Linked DNA regions of Homo sapiens: region 2 is linked to region 1. Evidence: read pairs that join two places in POLR2A ChIA-PET (ENCODE). Cell type or tissue: PC-9. All regions are shown on one strand. Each heading gives the region's core, and the rest is flanking DNA. Links, peaks and the distances in the headings are about the cores only. Region 1 overlaps CD109 (CD109 molecule). Region 2 has its middle 15 kb from the start of CD109-AS1.

The links. ChIA-PET counts read pairs that join two places held together with the same protein. Peaks named below come from ENCODE experiments on the same cell type or tissue, not always from the same donor. Only the 100,000 strongest peaks of a DNase experiment are listed, where the experiment ranks them.
Region 2: POLR2A ChIA-PET joins it to region 1 with 7 read pairs; 2 of 35 experiments call an interaction of 5 or more read pairs at or near these places.

What each region holds. Positions count from the first base shown.
Region 1 is chr6:73,770,444-73,780,655 of GRCh38, forward strand. It overlaps CD109 (CD109 molecule), which reads left to right. Exons shown (of 33, transcript NM_133493.5): 15 at 986-1,138; 16 at 9,981-10,055. Among named protein-coding and RNA genes, the nearest start is that of CD109, 79 kb to the left of the region's middle. RefSeq lists a silencer at 3,843-4,137 and an enhancer at 3,843-4,137. In PC-9, for the core only: no CTCF peak of the experiment used is centred there; a DNase peak (open chromatin) is centred at 4,128; H3K4me3 peaks cover 865 bases; H3K27ac peaks cover 1,712 bases.
Region 2 is chr6:73,675,784-73,685,917 of GRCh38, forward strand. It overlaps a transcript of CD109 not described here. Among named protein-coding and RNA genes, the nearest start is that of CD109-AS1, 15 kb to the right of the region's middle. In PC-9, for the core only: a CTCF peak has its summit at 95; a DNase peak (open chromatin) is centred at 4,668; H3K4me3 peaks cover 320 bases; H3K27ac peaks cover 1,283 bases.

The DNA of each region.
Region 1 (10,212 bases), core at 889-8,888:
AATGAAAATTCCCAGCAGGGGCCAGGCACTGTGGCTCACGCCTGTAATCCCAGCACTTTGGGAGGCCGAGGCAGGCGGATCACCTGTGGTCAGGAGTTGGAGACCAGCCTGGCCAACATGGTGAAACCCTGTCTCTACTAAAAAAGTTACAAAAATTAGCCGGGCATGGTGGTGGGCGCCTGTAATCCCAGCTACTTGGGAGGCTGAGGCAGGAGAATCACTTGAACCCAGGAGGCAAAGGTTGCAGTGAGCCGAGATTGTGCCATTGTACTCTAGCCTGGGCAACAAGAGGGAAACTCCATCTCAAAAACAAAAAAAGAAAATGCCCAGTAGGCAGGGGCCTCATGACAAGGCCATTTGGTTCAGCGGTGATGCGATGACTGATGCTCTTTATAAAGTATTAGTAGGTCCAGGACCATGCTTTCCTGAGGGTAATGGTGAGGAAGTTTAGAAGGCCATGGAGACAGAGCATGAGGGCCTGGACTAGTGTTTGCTCTAACCACCCACTCCCTTGGAAAGGCCACCCCTCACCCTCAGTCCAGGTGGTTCTATGAGTCCCCGAGGAGCTCTCCTTGCCTTCACTTCTGAGCTCACGTCACCAACATGTAGGCATCTGCAGTTTCTTTCCTCTTTCGTGTTTCTCCTTTGTATACTGGCCTTCCCCAGGTATGCTAGACACTGCTGTCTTCTACTCAGCACTGGCTGGGATCTGAGGGGTGGGAGATGGAGAAAGGGAAGAAAAAAGATACAGAATTAAAGAATAATTCAGATTTATACCACTGTGAGAAGTTCTATGACTTGCAAACACTCTGGGCGTAGTTTTTTTATTCCTTTCCCTAGAGAAGGGTTATGCATGGTTTTAGAATTATCCCTGAGCCAAGGCAAATGTAGAATCTTTGCTATATTTTGGGCCAGTGGTCTGCTATTGGCAAGAATATGCTTTAAAAAAGTGAAATAAGTTAATCCTCCTTTCTCTCTTTTTTAGATAAAGCTATATTGGAGTAAAGTGAAAGCTGAACCATCTGAGAAAGTCTCTCTTAGGATCTCTGTGACACAGCCTGACTCCATAGTTGGGATTGTAGCTGTTGACAAAAGTGTGAATCTGATGAATGCCTCTAATGATATTACAATGGAAAATGTGAGTTTAGCTATTTTTTCATTATGAAAATATGTATTACAAGAGAAAGAGGAAACTTTATTGTACTACTTTAAATATTTAAAGAAAATTTCATTAGTTCCTTTGCATGTGTAAGTCAATAATTAGTAAAGCTTCCAAATAAAAAGTAATCTGTATCGTAATGGTTATGTTGGAAAGAAGCTTATGTGGTTAAGTGTCCTTGCTCTCTTTCATCAGAATTATCACCTAAAGTTAGATGGGAGGAATAAATTCTGGAGGTCTGTGGTACAACATGGTGACTGTAGTTAATGATAATGTACCATATACTTGAAAATTGCTAAAAGAGTAGATTTGAAATGTTCTCACCACAAAAAATGATCAGTATGTAGTATGCAAGGTGATAGATATGTTAATTAGCTTAATCATTCCACAGTATATACAAATATCAATATATCACATTGTACTCCATAAATATATACAATAAAAAATGCCACCTATAGTTTTCCTTCATTTTCATACTACATTTTAAGACACTCAAGAAAGTACTAGGAAATTGACTTGCATTATTCTGGGTTACGTTGGATAAGAGAGCTTTAGATAATTTTTGAAGTGTGTTCTATTTTGGTTATACGTAATGGTTATAAATAATTACAGCACCCATTGTGCCGGGCATGGTGGCTCATGCCTGTAATCTCAGCACTTTGGGAGGCCGAGGTGGGTGGATCACGAGGTCAGGAGATCGAGACCATCTTGGCTAACATGGTGAAACCCCATCTCTACTAAAAATACAAAAAATTAGCCGGGCGCGGTGGCGGGCGCCTGTAGTCCCAGCTACTCGGGAGGCTGAGGCAGGAGAATGGCATGAATCCCAGGAGGCGGAGCTTGCAGCGAGCAGAAATCGTGCCACTGCACTCCAGCCTGGGTGACAGAGCAAGACTCTGTCTCAAAAAAAAAAAAAAAAAAAAAAAAAATTACAGTTCCCATTGAATCAGGAATTTGCAGTATATTGAGGGGGTGAAATCATGTTACTCTGCAGAAAACTTACAAACCAAGAAGTATATGAACATCTAGCATTGCATAAATGAATCCCATATTCATTAGTCATTTGATTTTTATTTATATGTCCTTGATATATTCTTGTGTACCATTGTCAGTTGTAAACTAGATTGTATAATTTTTGTCTATTAATGGATTCAGTAGAGTGATTAACAATACATCAGAAAGAAAACTATATATAGTTGGGTTGATTTGGTCATTATATTGTAAAATTTAGTTTACTTCAGAAAAATTGTACATTTTCTTCAGTCTACACAACTATTTTTTTCAATCTTTTCTTTTTTTTGAAAACTTTTTTTTTTTTTACAACCAGTTGGTCATTTTTCTCTCTTTGACTTTTCCTGAGTTCACATTAGTTTTATGTCTGTAGATCTTGCATTTGATTTAACTGAATATAATAGTATCTGTTATTTTATAGCTTTCTAAATATCTTGGTAAATATATTATTTCATTTTTTCTTCCCTACATATGTGTATGTTTGTGTGTGTGTACGTGTGTGTATACATACACATACACACACACCCCATCTGATGTGCTGCGCACTCTGTCTCTATTTACATTTATATATGTGTGTTATATATATATTTACAAGTATATTTATATATACATATAATATATGCATATTTACATTAAATTTTTTCAGATATTAAGATTGCTTTCTCAGCTTTCTTTTGGTTCATATTTTCCTGGTGTATTTTTACATTTCTTATTTTCAACCTTTTGTAAATTTTTAAGTGTATCTTTTAAATAGCATATTATTATATTTTGCTTTTGTTTTTCAATCTAATCTAATAGTCAACATCTTTTAATAAGCTTTTATTTAATCCACTTATAAGTATGGTAATTCTTTTTCTAATGGGGACTTTTTCTGCTTTTCTATATTTTAAAATTTAGATTCTTTTTCTGTGGGCTAGATTAAATTTGTTTTGGTGATTTAGAAGTTATGCGTTCTATTTTTGTTACTCTGTTAGTTACAAACTGTACCCATATTAATTTATCCTTGTTGGTTTCTAAAGGTTATCAGTATTTGAATCTTCTAGTATGCTCCTATTCCTTTTGGTCTCTACCTCTGTCTCCTCCTTCTCCTCCTACCCTGGCCAGATCATTTTGCTCGTGTACAGATTTTAGTTCCATGTTACCATAGATTGCCTTTCAATCTATGCTGTTCTTTCATTTTTTAATTGTGGAAATCTGTGTTGATTATTTCTTCCTCCCCATTTTATTTTTTCTCTCCTTCTGGGACTTTTGTTTTTCAGAAATTGGCACTTTTACTTCCTCCTTCACATCTCTTAGTTTTTTGTTTTATGTTTTCTATCTCTTTGTCTTTTCTGTGTTTCTCTGGGAGAGTTCTTCAGTCAACTCAGCTTAGTGATCATTCATTAGCTGTATTTTAATCTACTTTAATCTCTCATATTGTGTCTTTTATGTCAGCTATTATGTTTTTAATATCTATTATTTTTCCTTTGTTTCTTGTTTTTGTTTTATATTCTGATATTTCCCATTATCTCCTTGTGTATATTTGCTATGCGTATTTTAAATTATTGAATTGAACTTTTCAGTAATTTTGTGTCACATGCTATATGTTGTTTAGTTGGATGTCTTACTTCTACAGTATTTATACTCTTTGGAAGTCTAGCTGATTTGGCAGATTCTCTGATAATATCTATTGGTGAAGGCTGAGCATAAGGTTCCAATCTGTGTAAGTCCTATGACCCCTTCCTGAGGGGAGAGGACTAGCCTCATGGACTAGAGAATTACTCTTGATCCTTTCTGCTGCTTGCCTCTATTCAGTGTTTCACTCTTAAACCCTTGGGGAAAAGAGCACCAGTAAGAGAAGGTCTCCTGAGGTTATGATTCACCAGCCCTGAGGGTTTGGAGGAGGAGGAGAGGAAGAGTGAATGCTTGAGGGACATGGGTCTGTCTGCATGTTTTCTTCACTTTCCCACACTAGAAAGGCAGAGGTGCTGACCTGGTATTATCTTTTGGATACTTGCACAGGCCGTCTGAGCTGCTACTGCTGTTGATTTTGGCAGTGAAGTTGCCAGGACTGTGTGTCCTGAGGCTACCCCCTGGAGGGAAATAAGAGCAAAGTTTAAAAACCTCTCCTCCAGCCTGTTTTCTGACTATGTCTGCTGCTGTGTCTAGCTGCCTTCTGCCTTAGACTGAAGCGATGCACTTTCTCCCAAGACCAATTCAAGATGTCCACCACTCTTCCTGGGGTTTTCTCACTGTGCACGTTAAAGTTTTCTGCTTGCTTTTATTGTTTCTCCAGTTGGTTCTGGAGGAGGGAGTGAGGATCCTGTCATAGTAGACTGTTTTGGCTTCTTTTTTTTTTTTGTTAAATTTATATGTGTTGTCAATAGCCTCTTGAATGCCTTGGAATAATTTCAGTATGTGGATCTTCCAGGAATAATTTTTAGACATTAGCCTTCTTTTCGTTAGCCTATGCTGCAGCTTTGACAGTGCTTTGTTTATTGAGCCAGTGAGAACAGGAAGATTTCTTTATGAGATAGATGCTGCTTTTGCTTTTTTTAAAATAAATTTTATTGTGTATATTTGAGGTTATGTGTATATATATATATGTATATATGTATATATGAGGTTATTGTGTATACATGAGGTTATGGAATACATATAGGCAGTATAGTGGTTACTGTAGTGAAGCAAATTTACATATTTATCATTTTGCATAGCTACATTTTTGTGACAAAAGCAGTTAAAATCGATTTAATGAAAACTCCAAATATCATACAATTCTATTAACTATATCTCTCATGTTGTAGATTATATAACTGCATTTTTTCATCCCACATATCTGCTATTTTGTATCCCTTGACCTCTATATTCCCATTTTCTTCTTCCTTTCCCCCTCGCCCCTGTAACCATCATTTGTTTATCTATTTATTTATTTAAACTTTTAAGTTCAGGGATACATGTGCAGGTTTGTTACATAGGCAACCTTGTGTCATAGGGGTTTGTTGTACAGATTATTTCATTACTCAGGTATGAAGTCCAGTACCCATTAGTTATTTTTCATGATCCTCTCCCTGCTCCCACCCTCCACCCTCTGACAATCTCTACTGTGTGTTGTTCCTCTCTATGTGTCCATGTGTTCTCATCATTTAACTCCCACTTATAAGTGAGAACATGTGGTATTTGGTTTTCTGTTCCTGAGTTAGTTTGCTAAGGATAATGACCTCCAGCTCCATCCATGTACCTGCAAAGGAGATGATCTTGTTCTTTATGGCTGCCTAGTATTCCATGGTGTACATGTACCACATTTTCTTTATCCAGTCTATCATTGACGGACATTTAGTTTGATTCCATGTCTTTGCTTTTGTGAATAGTGCTGCAATGAACATATGCATGCATACATCTTTATAATAGAATTATTTATATTCCTTTGGATATATACCCAATAATGGGATTGCTAGTATTGAAATGGTGTTTCTGTCTTAAGTCTTTGAGGAATTGTCACATTGTCTTGTACAATGGCTGAATTAATTAACACTCCTACCGACAGTGTATAAGTGTTCCTTTTCTCTACAACCTCTCCAGCATCTGTTATTTTTTTGACTTTTAAATGATAGCTATCCATTCTGACTGGTGTGAGATGGTATCTCATTGTGTGTTTTTATTTTATTTTATTTTTTTGAGACAAAGTCTCACTCTGTTGCTCAGGCTGGAGTGCGGTGGTGTGATCTCGGCTCACTGCAACCTCTGCCTCCCAGGTTCAAGTAATTCTCCTGCCTCAGCCTCCCGAGTAGCTGGGACTACAGGTGTCGCCTCCACGCCTGGCTAATTTTTAAACTTTTTTAGTAGAGAAGGGGTTTCACCATATTGGCCTGGCTGGTCTCAAACTCCTGACCTTGTGATCCATCTCCCTTGGCCTCCTAAAGTGCTGGGATTGCAGGCGTGAGCCACCACGCAAGTGGCCTTTTTTTTTTTTTTTTTTTTTTTTGACAGAGCCTTGATCTGTCACCCAGGCTGGAGTGCAGTGATGTGATCTTGGCTCACTGCAACCTTCACCTTCTGGGTTCAAGCGATTCTCCTGCCTCAGCCTCCCAAGTAGCTGGGATTACAGGCGTGAGCCACCATACCCAGCTGATTTTTGTATTTTAATAGAGACAGGGTTTCACCATGTTGGACAGGCTGGTTTCAAACTCCTGATCTCAAGTGATCCTCCTGCTTTGGCCTCCCAAAGTGCTGGGGTTACAGATGTGAGCACTGTGCCTGGTGGCCTCCTTATGGTTCTGATTTGCATTTCTCTAATGATCAGTGATGTTGAGCTTTTTCTCATATGATTGTAGGCCTCATGTATGCATGTATGACTTCTTTTGAAAAGTGTCTGTTCATATCCTTTGCCCATTTTTTTTTTTTTTTTTTTTGAGATGGAGTTTCCCCCTTGTTGCCCACGCTGCAACCTCCACCTCCCGGGTTCAAGTGATTCTCCTGCCTCAGCCTCCCAAGTAGCTGGAATTACAGGCATGTGCCACCATGCTTGCTAATTTTGTATTTTTTAGTAGAGATGGGGTTTCTTCATGTTGGTCAGCCTGGTCTTGAAAACTCTTGATCTCAGGTGATCTGCCTACCTTGGCCTCCCAAAGTGCTGGGATTAGAGGCATGAGCCACTGTGCCTGGCCCCTTTGCTGGCTTAAAAAAATTTTTTTTTTCTTGTAAATTTGTTTAAGTTCCTTATAGATGCTGGATATTAGATCTTTGTCAGATGCACAGTTTGCAAAAATTTTCTCCCATTTTGTAGGTTGTTTACTGTGTTGATAGTTTCTTTCACTGTGCAGATCTCTTTCATTTAATTTGATCCCATTTGTCAATTTTTGCTTTTGTTGCAATTGCTTTTGAAATCTTTGGCTGTTCCTATGTCCTGAATGGTATTGCCTAGGTTGTCTTCCAGGGTTTTTATAGTTTTGGGTTTTACATTTAAGTTTTTAATCCATCTTGCGTTAATTTTTGTATATGATGTAAGGAAGGGGTCCAGTTTCAGTCTTCTGCATATGGCTAGCCAGCTCTCCCAGCACCATTTATTGAATAGGAAATCCTTTCCCCATTGCTTGTTTTTGTCAGATTTGTTGAAGATCAGATAGTTGTAGATGTGCAGTCTTATTTCTGGGTTCTCTATTCTGTTCCATTGGTCTATGTGTCTGTTTTTGTGTGAGTACCATGCTGTTTTGGTTACTATAGCCTTGTAGTACAGTTTGAACTCTGGTAGCATGATGCCTCCAGCTTTGTTCTTTTTGCTTAGGATTGTCTTGGCTATACGAGCTCTTTTTTGGTTCCATATGAATTTTAAAATAGTTTTCTCTCGTTCTGTGAAGAATGTAGTAGTTTAATAGGAATAGCATTGAATACATAAATTGCTTTGGGCAGTATGGCCATTTTAACAATATTGATTCTTCCTATCCATGAGCATGGGATGTTTTCCCATTGGTTTGTTCATCTATGATTTCTTTGAGCAGTGGTTTGTAGTTCTCCTTGTAGAGATCTTTTACCTCCCTAGTTAGCTGTGTTCTTAAGTATTTTATCTTTCTGTGGCAGTTGTGAATGGGAGTTTATTTCTGATTTGGCTCTCTGCTGTGTGTTGTTGGTGTATAGGAATGCTAGTGATTTTCACACATCGAGGCTTTCCTGAAGTTGTTTATCGGTTTAAGAAACTTTTGGGCTGAGACTATGGGGTTTTCTAGATATAGGATTATGTCATCTGCAAACAGGGATAGTTTGACTTCCTCTCTTCCTATTTGGATGCCCTTTGTTTCATTTTTTCTTTCTTTCTTTTGCCTGATTGCCCTGGCCAGAACTTCTAGTACTATGTTGAATAGGAGCGGTGAGAGAGGGCATTCTTGTCTTGTGCTGATAACCACTGTTTAGATGCTGCTTCTTGAATTGGTGTCTGAGCAAGAGCGGAAGCAAATCTTCATGTATTTGTATTTTGTGACAGAGTTGGAGTCATGGAACTCTAGCCTTTTCTCTCCAATATGCCTGGCTCTGGCTCCCTTGTCTACTTGCCAGCTTCTTGACACATTATGAATTTTTTTTCTTATTTTATTGTTTTCTTATTGGTGCCTGTTCTAGTTGCTTACTGTGGATGCAGCCATGGTTGTTGTTAGCATTGCAGAAATAGTGGTTGCAGGTGTTTAATTTTATGCTGGAATGTGTTTTTTTCAACTTAGTTTTTTTTGTGATTTTTAATTCTGACTTTGTCTTAATTTGTCTGGTTAATGTAAATTTTTAGGGAGAAGTATCAAAATTATTACCTAAAAAGGTATAATACTTGATTTTTATTGAAGTTAAATATATATAAAATAAAATTTGCTATTTTTACCATTTTAAGTGTTTAATTCAGTGACATTAATTACTTCACAATGTTATATGACCATCACCAATATTTCCAAAACATTTTCATGGCTCCAGACAGAGACTCTGTAATCATTAAGCAATAACTACTCATTTCCCCTTCCCCACAGCCCTTGGGAACCTCTAGTCTACTTCTGTCTTTATGAATTTACCTATTCTAGATATTTCACATTTATATAATATTTGCCCTTTTGTGTCTGGCTTATTTCACTTAGCACAGTGTTTTCAAGATTATTCCATGTTGTAGCATGTATCAGAGCTTCATTTCTTTTTTTTTTTTTGAGACGGAGTCTTGCTCTGTTACCCAGGCTGGAGTGCAATAGCGCGATCTTGGCTCACTGCAACCTCCGCCTCCCGGGTTCAAACCATTCTCCTTCCTCAGCCTCCCGAGTAGTTGGGACTACAGGCGCCCACCACTACGCCCAGCTAATTTTTTGTATTTTTAGTAGAGACGGGGTTTCACTATGTTGGCCAGGCTGGTCTCAAACTCCTGACCTCATGATCCGCCCGCCTCGGCCTCCCAAAGTGCTGGGATTACAGGTGTGAGCCACCGCACCTAGCCTCAGAGCTTCATTTCTTTTTACGGCTGAATAATATTGTGTTGTGTATATATACCACATTTTGTTTATCCATTTTTCTGCTGATGGACACAGGTTGTTTCCACCTTTTTGGCTACTGTAACTATTGCTGCAATGAACGGTGGCATACAAGTATCTCTTGGAGTTACTGTTTTCAGTCCTTTTGTGTATATACCTAGGAGTGGAATTACTGGGTCATATTCTAATTCTATGTTAATTTTTTGAGGATCTGACAGTTTTACTCTTTTAGCCTGTTTTACCCACTCTTGCTAGCAATGAGTACTATTCTTAAAAAAAAAAGCATTGCTAATGGGGTACATGCAAATATCTCATTTTTGAAAAAACCGTATCTCATGGATGTTGTCATTTGCATTGCTTTGATTATCAGTGAGGCTGAATATTTTTCTGCTTATTAATAACTTATATTTCTACTTTTGTAAATTGCCTCTTCAGTTTTTTTTTTTTTTTGTAAATTTAGGTCACTGACATTTTGCAGAGTTTATATTAATCTCCAACAAAGTTAACCTGTTTATCTCTGCCAAAAGTGTGGGTCATTTTTAATGCTGACCTCTGCCTGTTGGTCTTGTCAAACAGTAACATCTAAGTTCTCCCTGGCAGAACTCAAGTCCAGACTTCTTAGGAACTCTGGATTGCTGAACAGAGTAAAAGTAAGTATAAGTAAGAAATGTAATTTTGGCTGACTGACTGATGAACAAAGCAATTACATATTCATTACTCCTCAATTTGTGTCATTTTCAAAGTTGATAAACATGAAGGCTAAGTCTTATCTAAGTTACTTGGAAGAAGTGTGGAAAGTTGTTATGAATCCATTCATTCCGTATATTTTATCTTCTCCTTAGGTGGTCCATGAGTTGGAACTTTATAACACAGGATATTATTTAGGCATGTTCATGAATTCTTTTGCAGTCTTTCAGGTATGTTTTGCTTGCTATATTGAAAAGATATTAATATTTTTTACTATTGCAAACCCTTTCAGAATTAGTGATCATTTTGAGATGTTAACCTTTTATTAAATGTGTCACTGAAGCGCAGTCTTATGTAAGTATAATTTGAAATGAAAAGATAATCATC
Region 2 (10,134 bases), core at 1-8,000, 96 kb before region 1:
AAATGTAGATGAACTCAAGTGTCTGTCACCTTATGGACCTTCAGCCCCAATGACTATTCTTCATTTCTGCTTTAGACCTTCATACACAAAAAACTAAGTGTCTTATTGAGGAAAATTATTATCTTACTGTTATTCCAGGTGTCCTTAGAGAGACATCTGGAATGTACAGGGGTCACAGTCTAAAATTTTGAGTCACTTCTGAAAACCCATATAAACATGTAACGAAGATTAAAAAACAAAACAAAACAAACAAAACACCATAGAACCCAGAAGTGGTGATGGGAATTGTAAAGAAAGTATTAACTACGGTCCCTGGAGAGACACTGCAGCCCAATAGAATTATCTCCACTTTTCACTGTTTATGAGAAGTCAAAGGTTTCAGGCTGAATTGGCTTTCAGGGATCCTTCCCTGGTAAGGATCCAGATCTTTTATCTTTTACTTTACTCTTTTCTCCTTTGTAATGTTATTACTTCCAGTATTGGGAGGGGAAGGCCAGTATCTTAACCAAAATAAAGAAACTTTTGCTCTCAAGCTTTTTATATTGAACAAATTCTATTTTGGAGACTGACAAATTGATCTGCCATAAATGACCTCCATGGGAGTGACGTTGTTGTCTGGTTGAGCTACTGCCTCTGGTTCTTGAATCTTCCCAGACTCTCTCCTTCCCTCTCTCCTTCCACCCCAGCTCTTGTCTTTCATGGCCTGACTTCTGGTTCCAGTGCTAGCCTGTCCCCCTGAGGTGAGCTATTTTATATCCTTGCTCAGTATTCCAAGGTTGCCTTGTTAGTCCTGTTGCTGTGTTATTGATGAGGCTCTACGGCTGGCACCTGAACTTCTTACTTATACTACACTTCTATTTTGAGACTCTTAGTGCTATTCACACTCAAGGCAATTCACTTTTACTTTTTTTTCATTTCCCTGTGGTTTCTTTATGGAAACAAATTAATAGAAAATTCAAGAGGACCATGTGTGGTGGCTCATGCCTGTAATCCTAGCGCTTTGAGAAGCCGAGGCAGGCAGATTGCTTGAGCTCAGGAGTTTGAGACCAGCCCGGGCAATATGGTGAAACCCTGTCTCTACTAAAAATACAAAAAATTAGCCAGGCATGGTGGCTCATGCCTTTAGTCCCAGCTACTTGGGAGGCTAAGGTGGGAGGATGGCTTAAGCCCAGGAGTTTGAAGCTATAGTGAGCCGTGATTGTGCCACTGCACTCCAGCCTGGGTGACAAAGCAAGACCCTGTCTCAAAAAAAAAAAAAAAAAAAGAAAAAGAAAGGAAGAAAATTCAAAAGACTTTACAGACATACTTTTAGAACTTATAAGATTTCAATAGGGTTGTTGAATACAAGCCCAACATGCAAAAAATCTTGTATATCACCAATAACCCATCAGGTAATGAAATAAAATAAAATACACCATTTACAAGAACATTAGGCATATAAATCTGACATAGGGTACGTAGACATTTATGGAGTAAAGTACAAAATATTATTGTAGTACACAAAAACATAAATATGGAACTATACCATGCTCATTCAATTTCATAAAGGTGTTGATTCTAAGTTAATCTACAAGTTAAATGGAAACATGATGGCAATAAAAATGCTGCCACACTTTTTCCTCTGAAACTAGACAGACTAAAATTCAAATGGAGGAGTAACAGTCTAAGAACAGTCAAAAACAATTCTGAAAAAGAACTAAGGGAGGAGCTTTGCCTATTAGATATCAAAACCTAACACAAAATTATATTAATTAAAGCATGAGGTGTTTGGCCCAGTGATACACGAACAGATCAATGGAAGAGAAATGAGAACTCGGAAATAGACGGAAGGATACACAGCAAATTGATATACATGTAGTACATTAGTTATCTCTTTCTGTGAGTGATAGAAAACTCAAAGTCGCAATGGCTTAAACAAGATAGATTTTTATTTCTCTCACAAGAAGTCCAGAGGAGGGTGGGGGAGTGGTGGCTATGCCTGTAATCCCAGCACTTTGGGAGGCCGAGGCGGGCAGATCACTTGAGCTCAGGAGTTTGAGACCAATCTGGGCAACATGGTGAAATTACAAAATTAGCTGGGTGTAATAGCATGCACCTGTGGTCTTAGCTACTTGGGAGGCTGAGGTGGGAGGATTGCTTGAGCCCAGGAGGCAGAGGTTGCAGTGAGCTGAGATTGCCCCACTGCACTCCAGCCTGGGTGACACAGGCAGACCCTGTTTTTTTTTTTAAAGGATTGATAAAGGATTCAGCCCAAGATCTGGAGGCAGGTAATTTAAGAAAGTAAAGCCAAGACCACAAACCCAGAGATATGAGTGAATTCGTGATTCATTTCTATTTGGTTTGTTTCCATTTCAAGCCATTTTTATATTTCTACAATGACTATTTTCTAAATATATTACATACAGATTTATGTAATTATATTATTTTTTTAAAAAAAAAAAAGAAAAAGAAAAAGAAAAAAGAAGTCCGGAGGAGTCAGGTGTGATGTCTTACACCTGTAATCCCAACGCTTTGGGATTTGGGAGGCTGAGGTACAATTGCTTCAGCTCAGTAGTTCAAGACCAGCCTGGGTAACACAGTGAGACCTTGTCTCTACTAAAAATAAAAAAAGTTATCCAGGTGTGGTGGCATGTAGTCCCTGTGGGGAGGCTGAGGTGGGAGGATCACTTGAGCCCAGGAGTTCGAGGCTGCAGCGAACTATGATCCAGGCATTACACTCCAGCCTGAGTGACAGAGCAAGACACTTCAAAAAGAAAAAACAAAACAAAAAAAAAGAATTCCAGAGGAGTCAGGGACTTAGACTTCTATTACTGGGCATGGCCTCTTTTTCTTTTTTTTTTTTTTTTGAGCTGGAGTTTCACTCTTGTTGCCCAGGCTGGAATGCAATGGTGCAATCTTGACTCACTCCAACCTCTACCTCCCAGTTCAAACGATTCTCCTGCCTCAGCCTCTCGAGTAGCTGGGATTACAGGTGCGTGCCACCACACCCAGCTAATTTTTGTATTTTTAGTAGAGACGGGGTTTCGCCATGTTGACCAGGCTGGTCTTGAACTCCTGACGTCATGTGATCCCCCTGCCTCGGTCTCCCAAAGTGCTGGGATTACAGGCATGAGCCACCGCGCCCGGCCATCATGGCCTCCTTTTCTAAAGTCAAACTACTGGTTCCAGATGGCTGCTCCAGCTCCAGCCACCATGTCTGTATTCCACTAGAAGGAAAGAGGGAAAGAAAGGGAAATGACATGCCTCCGCCCTTTGGGGACATTTCCCAAAGGATGCACACACTATTTTCACTAACAACTCCATGGCCACACCCAGCTGCAAGTACGACTGGGAAATGTAGTTAATTTTGGGTGCCCATGTTTCAAGCTAAAAATTCTTTTACTATTTTTAGAGCTGAGCCTGGCAGGGTGACCAGAAGTGAAAATGTGGCAAGTGTGTGTGAACAACGCAGGCTCAGGGTGAGTCTTGAAGTGGGGACTGCATGGCAAGGCAAGTCCAGCCAGGATGGATGAGATAATGTCAGAACTGAGTCTAACAAAGTATATTTTGCTTGTAGAATGTCATGTGAAATGTAAAGGAATCACCATTGTTAATATAAATTTTGGAGAAAAAAGTTATATTCCAAAAGGTTTTAGAGCCCACTTCTAAAGGTTTCTGCCGTTTACAATTAAAACGTCCCTAATCCTGTACCCTTGGATAATTAAAAAAAAAAGTTTAATATTTTATCAAGCAGGGAAAGGCAGCATTTTATATTTCAGTACTAGCAACAATAGAGAAAACAAATGAGAAAAAAATAGAGAAAACAAATGAGAGAAAAATCATAGATGTTTTTCTTTTCTTTTCTGTTTTTTTTTGTTTTTTGTTTTTTTTGAGATGGAGTTTCCCTTTGTTGTCTAGGCTGGAGTGCAGCGGCACGATCTCGACTCACTGCAACCTCCGCCTCCTGGGTTCAAGTGATTCTTGTGCCTCAGCCTTTGAGTAGCTGGGATTATAGGCACGAGCCACCATGCCCAGCTAATTTTTGTGTTTTTAGTAGAGATGGGGTTTCACCATGTTGGCCAGGCTAGTCTCGAACTCCTGACCTCAGGTGATCTGCCTCCCTTGGCCTCCCAAAATGCTGGGATTACAGGCGTGTGTGACTACACCCGGGTATAGATGTTTTTCAGTGTTGTTTTTGGTGAACCATGTTTTACGTGGAAAGTTTATCATAGTGTTTTGTTTTAGAGGAAAATAAAACTATATGTGGCTGATAAAGGATTCAGCCCAAGATCTGGAGGCAGGTAACTTAAGAATGTAAAGCCAAGACCACAAACCCAGAGATATGAGTGAATTCGTGATTCATTTCTATTTGGTTTGTTTCCATTTCAAGCCATTTTTATATTTCTACAATGTCTATTTCCTAACTATATTACATACAGATTTATGTAATTATATTATTTTTTATTCTTTTTCTTTATACAATTCTTTTTGAAGAAATCTGAATTGCTAGAAGTTCAGGCAAACACATTTTTGCATAAGGAGGTAAATATAATCTTATAACAGCCATTGAAGCTTGATTGATGATACCTTTGACTAAAATATGCCAGTGTAAGGGTGTGGCATACTTAAAAATATTTAAGAGTGGGTGGAGAAATTGCCCCTAAGCCAAGACAGCTTAACCTTGATAGAAATAATTGACCTCAAGGGTGTGTTCGTTGTATTTTGTGGGGGCAGACAGGATGTGAAAAATGAGCTTTTGTGTTCTGGATGAGCAGTGAAAGGGCAGTGGCTGAAGAGAGAGCTTTGAGGCAATGGTAGACTCTCCACGTAGCTGGCCAATCTTGCCCAAAGAGAGACTCCTGCAGGGGAAAGGTCCATGCCTGAAAGTCTGGCACTTAGTCAGGACTTCCTTCCTGCAAAGAGGTGGATTGATGGGGAAGAGGGCATTTGGCCCAGTCCAGGGCTGCTACAACTGCTTAATTGTGCACTTAGTGATCCAGTGCTTTCTACCTCTCATTCCAATCTTCCCTTCTTGGGTGTCGTTTGTCTTCTGAGTTTCAAAGCACGGCGCCTGGGTTCTGGGCAGGACAAAAGTGGAAGAGCCAAAGACTGGTTCCCTTGAGGTGTTGTCTCCATTCAGGAAGAGAATGCTTTCTCTTCAGTCTTCATTTTACATCTCCTTATCCAGGATTACCATACATGGACACGTCTAGCTGGATTGAGCCTAGAAATTTGCCTATTTTTGCTTTCCAGACTCTGGCAAAGGAATACACAGCACAGGAAAGGAATGGATAGCTTTTCAGTGGCCCATCTGCAGTGCTCCCTCGTAAGACAAGTTGGTAGTTACATAGAAAGTGTCTGAAAACCAAAAGTCCATTTAAATCCATGGCTTTGTTCTATTCTCTCTCTTTTTTACCCCAGTGATATTGAGGTGAAATTGACAAAATTTTATATATTTAAGGTATACAATGTGATATATGTGATGTTTGATATACATATACATTGTGGAATAATTACCACAGACAAGCTAATTATAATATCCATCACCTTACAGTTACCATTTGTGTGTGTGTGTGTGTGTGTGTGTGTGTGTGTGTGTATGTGGTGAGACATTTAAGATCCACTCTTTAAGCATATTTCAAGAATACAATATGGTATTATTGTATTAGTCTGTTTTCACGCTGCTGATAAAGACACACCAAGACTGGGTAATTTATACAGGAAAAAGTGTTCCGTGTGACTGGGGAGGTCTCACAATCACGGTGGAAGGCAAGGAGAAACAAGTCATGTCTTACATGGATGGCAGCAGGCAAAGAGAGAGCTTGTGTAGGGAAACTTCCCCCACTTTTTTTTTTTTGAAATGGAGTTTCGCTTTTGTCACCCAGGCTGGAGTGCAATGGTACAATCTGGGCTCACTACAACTTCCGCCTTCTGGGTTCAAGTGATTCTCCTGTCTCAGACTCCTGAGTAGCTGGGATTACAGGTGCACACCACCACACCTGGCTAATTTTTATATTTTTAGTAGAGATGGGGTTTCACCATGTTGGCCAGGCTGAGGTCAAACTCCTGACCTCAGGTGATCTGCCCACCTTAGCCTCCCAAAGTGCTGGGATTACAGGTCTGAGCCACCGCACCTGGCTGGAAATTCCGATTTTAAAAACCATTAGATCTCATGAGACTTATTCACTATCATGAGAACAGCATGGGAAAGATCCCCCCTGCCATGATTCAATTACCTCCTACCAGGACTCTCCCACAACATGTGGGAATTCAAGATGAGGTATGGTTTGGGACACAGCAAAACCATATCATTCCACCCCGGCCCCTCCCAAATCTCATTTCAAAACCAGTCATGCCTTCCCAACAGTCCCCTAAAGTCTTAACTCACTTCAGCATTAACTCAAAAGTCCGCAGTCCCAAGTCTCATATGAGATGAAGCAAGTCCCTTCTGCCTCTGAACCTGTAAAATCAAAAGCAGGTTAGTTGCTTCCTAGATACAATGGAGGTACAGGCATTGGGTAAATACAGCCATTCCAAATTGGAGAAATTGGCCAAAACAAAGGGGCTACACGTCCCATGCAAGTCCAAAATCTAGTGGGGCAGTCAAATCTTAAAAGTTCAGAATGATTTCCTTTGACTCCATGTCTCACATCCAGGTCATGCTGATGAAAGAGGTGGGTTCCCATGGTCTTGGGCAGTTCCGCTCCTGTGGCTTTGCAGGGTACAGCCTTCCTCTTGGCTGCTTTCACTGGATGATGTTGAGTGTCTGCAGCTTTTCCAGGCACACAGTGCAAGCTGTGGGTGGATCTACCATTCTGGGGTCTGGAGGACGTGGCCCTCTTCTCACAGCTCCACTAGGCAGTGACCCAGTAGGGAATCTGTGTGGGGGCTCCCATCCCCCATTTCCCTTCAGAGGTTCTTGCCCTAGCAGAGGTTCTCCATGAGGACACTACCCCTACAGCAAACTTCTGCCTGGGCATCCAGGCATTTTTATACATCTTCTGAAATCTTTCCCAAGCCTTAATTCTTGACTTCTGTGCACCTGCAGGCTGAACACCACATGGAAGCTGCCAAGGCTGAGGCTTGCACCCTCTGAAACCACGGCCCGAGCTCTACATTGGCCCCTTTTAGCCACTGCTAGAGTGGCTGGGACACAGGGCACCAAGTCCCTAGGCTGCACACAGCACAGGGACCCTGGGCCCAGCCCATGAAATCACTTTTTCCTCCTAAGCTTCCAGGCCTGTGATGGGAGGGGCTGCTGCAAAGTTCTCTGACATGCCCTGGAGACATTTTCCCCATTGTCTTGGTGATTAACATTCAGCTCCTCATTACTTATGCAAATTTCTGCAGCTGGTTTGAATTTCTCCTCAGAAAATGGGATTTGCTTTTCTATTGCATTGTCAGGCTGCACATTTTCCAAACTTCTATGCTCTGTATCGCTTTTGAAACTGAAAGCCTTTAACAGCACCCAAGTCACCTCTTGAATGCTTTGCTGCTTAGAAATTTCTTCCACCAGATACCCTAAATCATCTCTCTCTAGTTCAAATTTCCAGAAATCTCTAGGGCAGGGACAAAATGCCACCAGTCTCTTTGCCAAAACATAACGAGAATCACCTTTGCTCCAGTTCCCAACAAGCTCCTCATCTCAGTCTGAGACCACCTCAGCCTGGATTTCATTGTGCATATCACTATCAATATTTTGGTCAAAGCCATTCAACAAGTCTCTAGGAAGTTCCAAACGTTCCCACATTTTCCTGTCTTCTTCTGAGCCCTCCAAACTGTTCTGACCTCTGCCTGTTACCCATTTCCAAAGTCACTTCAACATTTTTGGGTACCTTTTCAGCAGTGCCCACTCTACTGGTACCAATTTACTGTATTAGTCCGTTTTCACACTGCTGATAAAGACATACCCGAGACTGGGCAATTTACAAAAGAAAGAGGTTTAATGGACTTACAGTTCCATGTGGTTGGGGAAGCCTCATAATCATGGTGGAAGGCAAGGAGGAGCAAGTCACATCTTACATGGATGGCAGCAGGCAAAGAGAGAGAGCTTGTGCAGTGGAACTCCCATTTTTAAAACCACCAGATCTCATGAGATTTATTCACTATCATTAGAACAGCATGGGAAAGACCTGCTCCCATGATTCAATTACCTCCCACTAGGTTCCTCCCATGACACTTGGAAACTGTGGGAGTTACAATTCAAGATGAGATTTGGGTGGGGACACAGCCAAACCATATCACTATTTATCTGTTGATGGGCATTTAGATTGATATCATAGCTTGGCTATTGTGAACAATGGTGCAATGAACATGGGAGTATGGATCTCTCTTTGATACTAATTTCAGTTGTTTTTGATATATATTGAGAAATGTGATTGCTGGATCATACAGTAGTTCTATTTTTAATTTTTTGAGGAGCCTCTGTATTGTTTTCTCTTTTCTTTTGTCGTTCTTTCTTTTTTTTTTTTTTTTGAGACAGGGTCTTGCTCTGTCACCCAGGCTGGAGTGCAGTGATGCAGTCTTGGCTCATTGCAAGCTTGGCTTCTCAGGCTCAGATGATCCTCCCACTTCAATCTCCCAAGTAGCTGGGACTACAGCTGAGTGCCACCACTCCTGGCTAATTTTTGTATTTTTTTGGGGAGATGAGGTTTTGCCATGTTGTTCAGGCTGGTCTCAAAGTCCTGGGCTCAAGCGATTCACCTGCCTCAGCCTCCCAAAGTGCTGGGATTATGGGTGTGAGCCACTGCACCTGGCCAACTTTTGTCTTTTTTTGATGATATCCATTTTAACAGGTATAAGGTGATATCTCTTTGGTATTGATTTGCATTTCCCTGATGATTAGTGGTATTGAACATTTTTTCATGTACCTGTTGGCCATTTTATATGTCTTCTTTTGAGAAATGTTTACTCAATTCCTCCCCCTTCCCCTCTTTTTTAGAGACAGGATCTTACTCTGTCACCTGGGCTGGAGTGCAGTGGTACAATCATAGCTCACGGTAACCTCAAACTCCTGGGCTCAAGTGATCCTCTTGCCTCAGCCTCCTGAGTAGCTGGGACCACGCTACCATGTCTGGCTAGTCTTTTTAGTTTTATTTTTGGTACAGACAAAAGTCCTACTATTTTGCCTATGTGGTCTCAAATTCTTGCTTTGCCCATTTTTTTTTCTTTTTTTTTTTTTGAGGTGGAATCTCAAAAGGATGGAGTGTAGTGGCATGATCTTGGCTCACTGCAACCTCCACCTCCCAGGTTCAAGTGATTTTCCTGCCTCAGCCTCCCGAGTAGCTGGGACTACAGGCACAGCTAATTTTTGCATTTTTTAGTGGAGACGGGGTTTCACTGTGTTGGCCAGGATGGTCTTGATCTCTTGCCCTCATGATCCACCCGCCTCAGCCTCCCAAAGTGCTGGGATTATAGGCATGAGCCACTGTGCCTAGCCTGCTTTGTCCATTTCTTTATTGGGTTGTTTTCTTGTTATTGAGTAGTTTGAGTTCCTTATATATTCTGGATATAAGCCCCTTACTAACTAGATATATGGTTTGCAAATATTTTCTCCTATTCAATAGGTTGTCTGTTTACTCTGATGATTTTTTTTTCCAGAAGCTTTTTAGTTTGATGCAATCCCAGTTGTCTATTTTTGCTTTTGTTGCCTGTGCTTTTGGTGTTATATGCAAAAAAACATTGTCTAGATCAATGTTTGTGGATTTTGTATCATACAACATCAATGAATTTATTAGTTCTAACTTTTTTTTTGTATGGAATCCTTAGGGTTTAAAAAAATTAAACAATTTTTAAAAAATTTTATTTCAATAGTTTTTGGGGTACAGGCGGTTTTTGGTCACATGAATAAGTTCTTTAGTGGTGATAATTCTGAGATTTTGTCATACAAGCAGTGCACACACTGTATCCAATATGTAGTCTTTTATCCCTTACCCTCTGTTGTCCATCCCCTCAAGTCCCCAAAGTCCATTATATCATTCTTATCCCTTTGCATCCTCATAGCTTAGCTTTCACTTATAGGTGAAAACATACAGTATTTGGTTTTCCATTCCTGAGTTACATCAGGTTTCTGAAAATATATAAGATCATGTCATCTTTGCAAACAGAGACAATTTTACTATTTCCTTTCTGATTTGGATGTCTTTGTATTTCTTT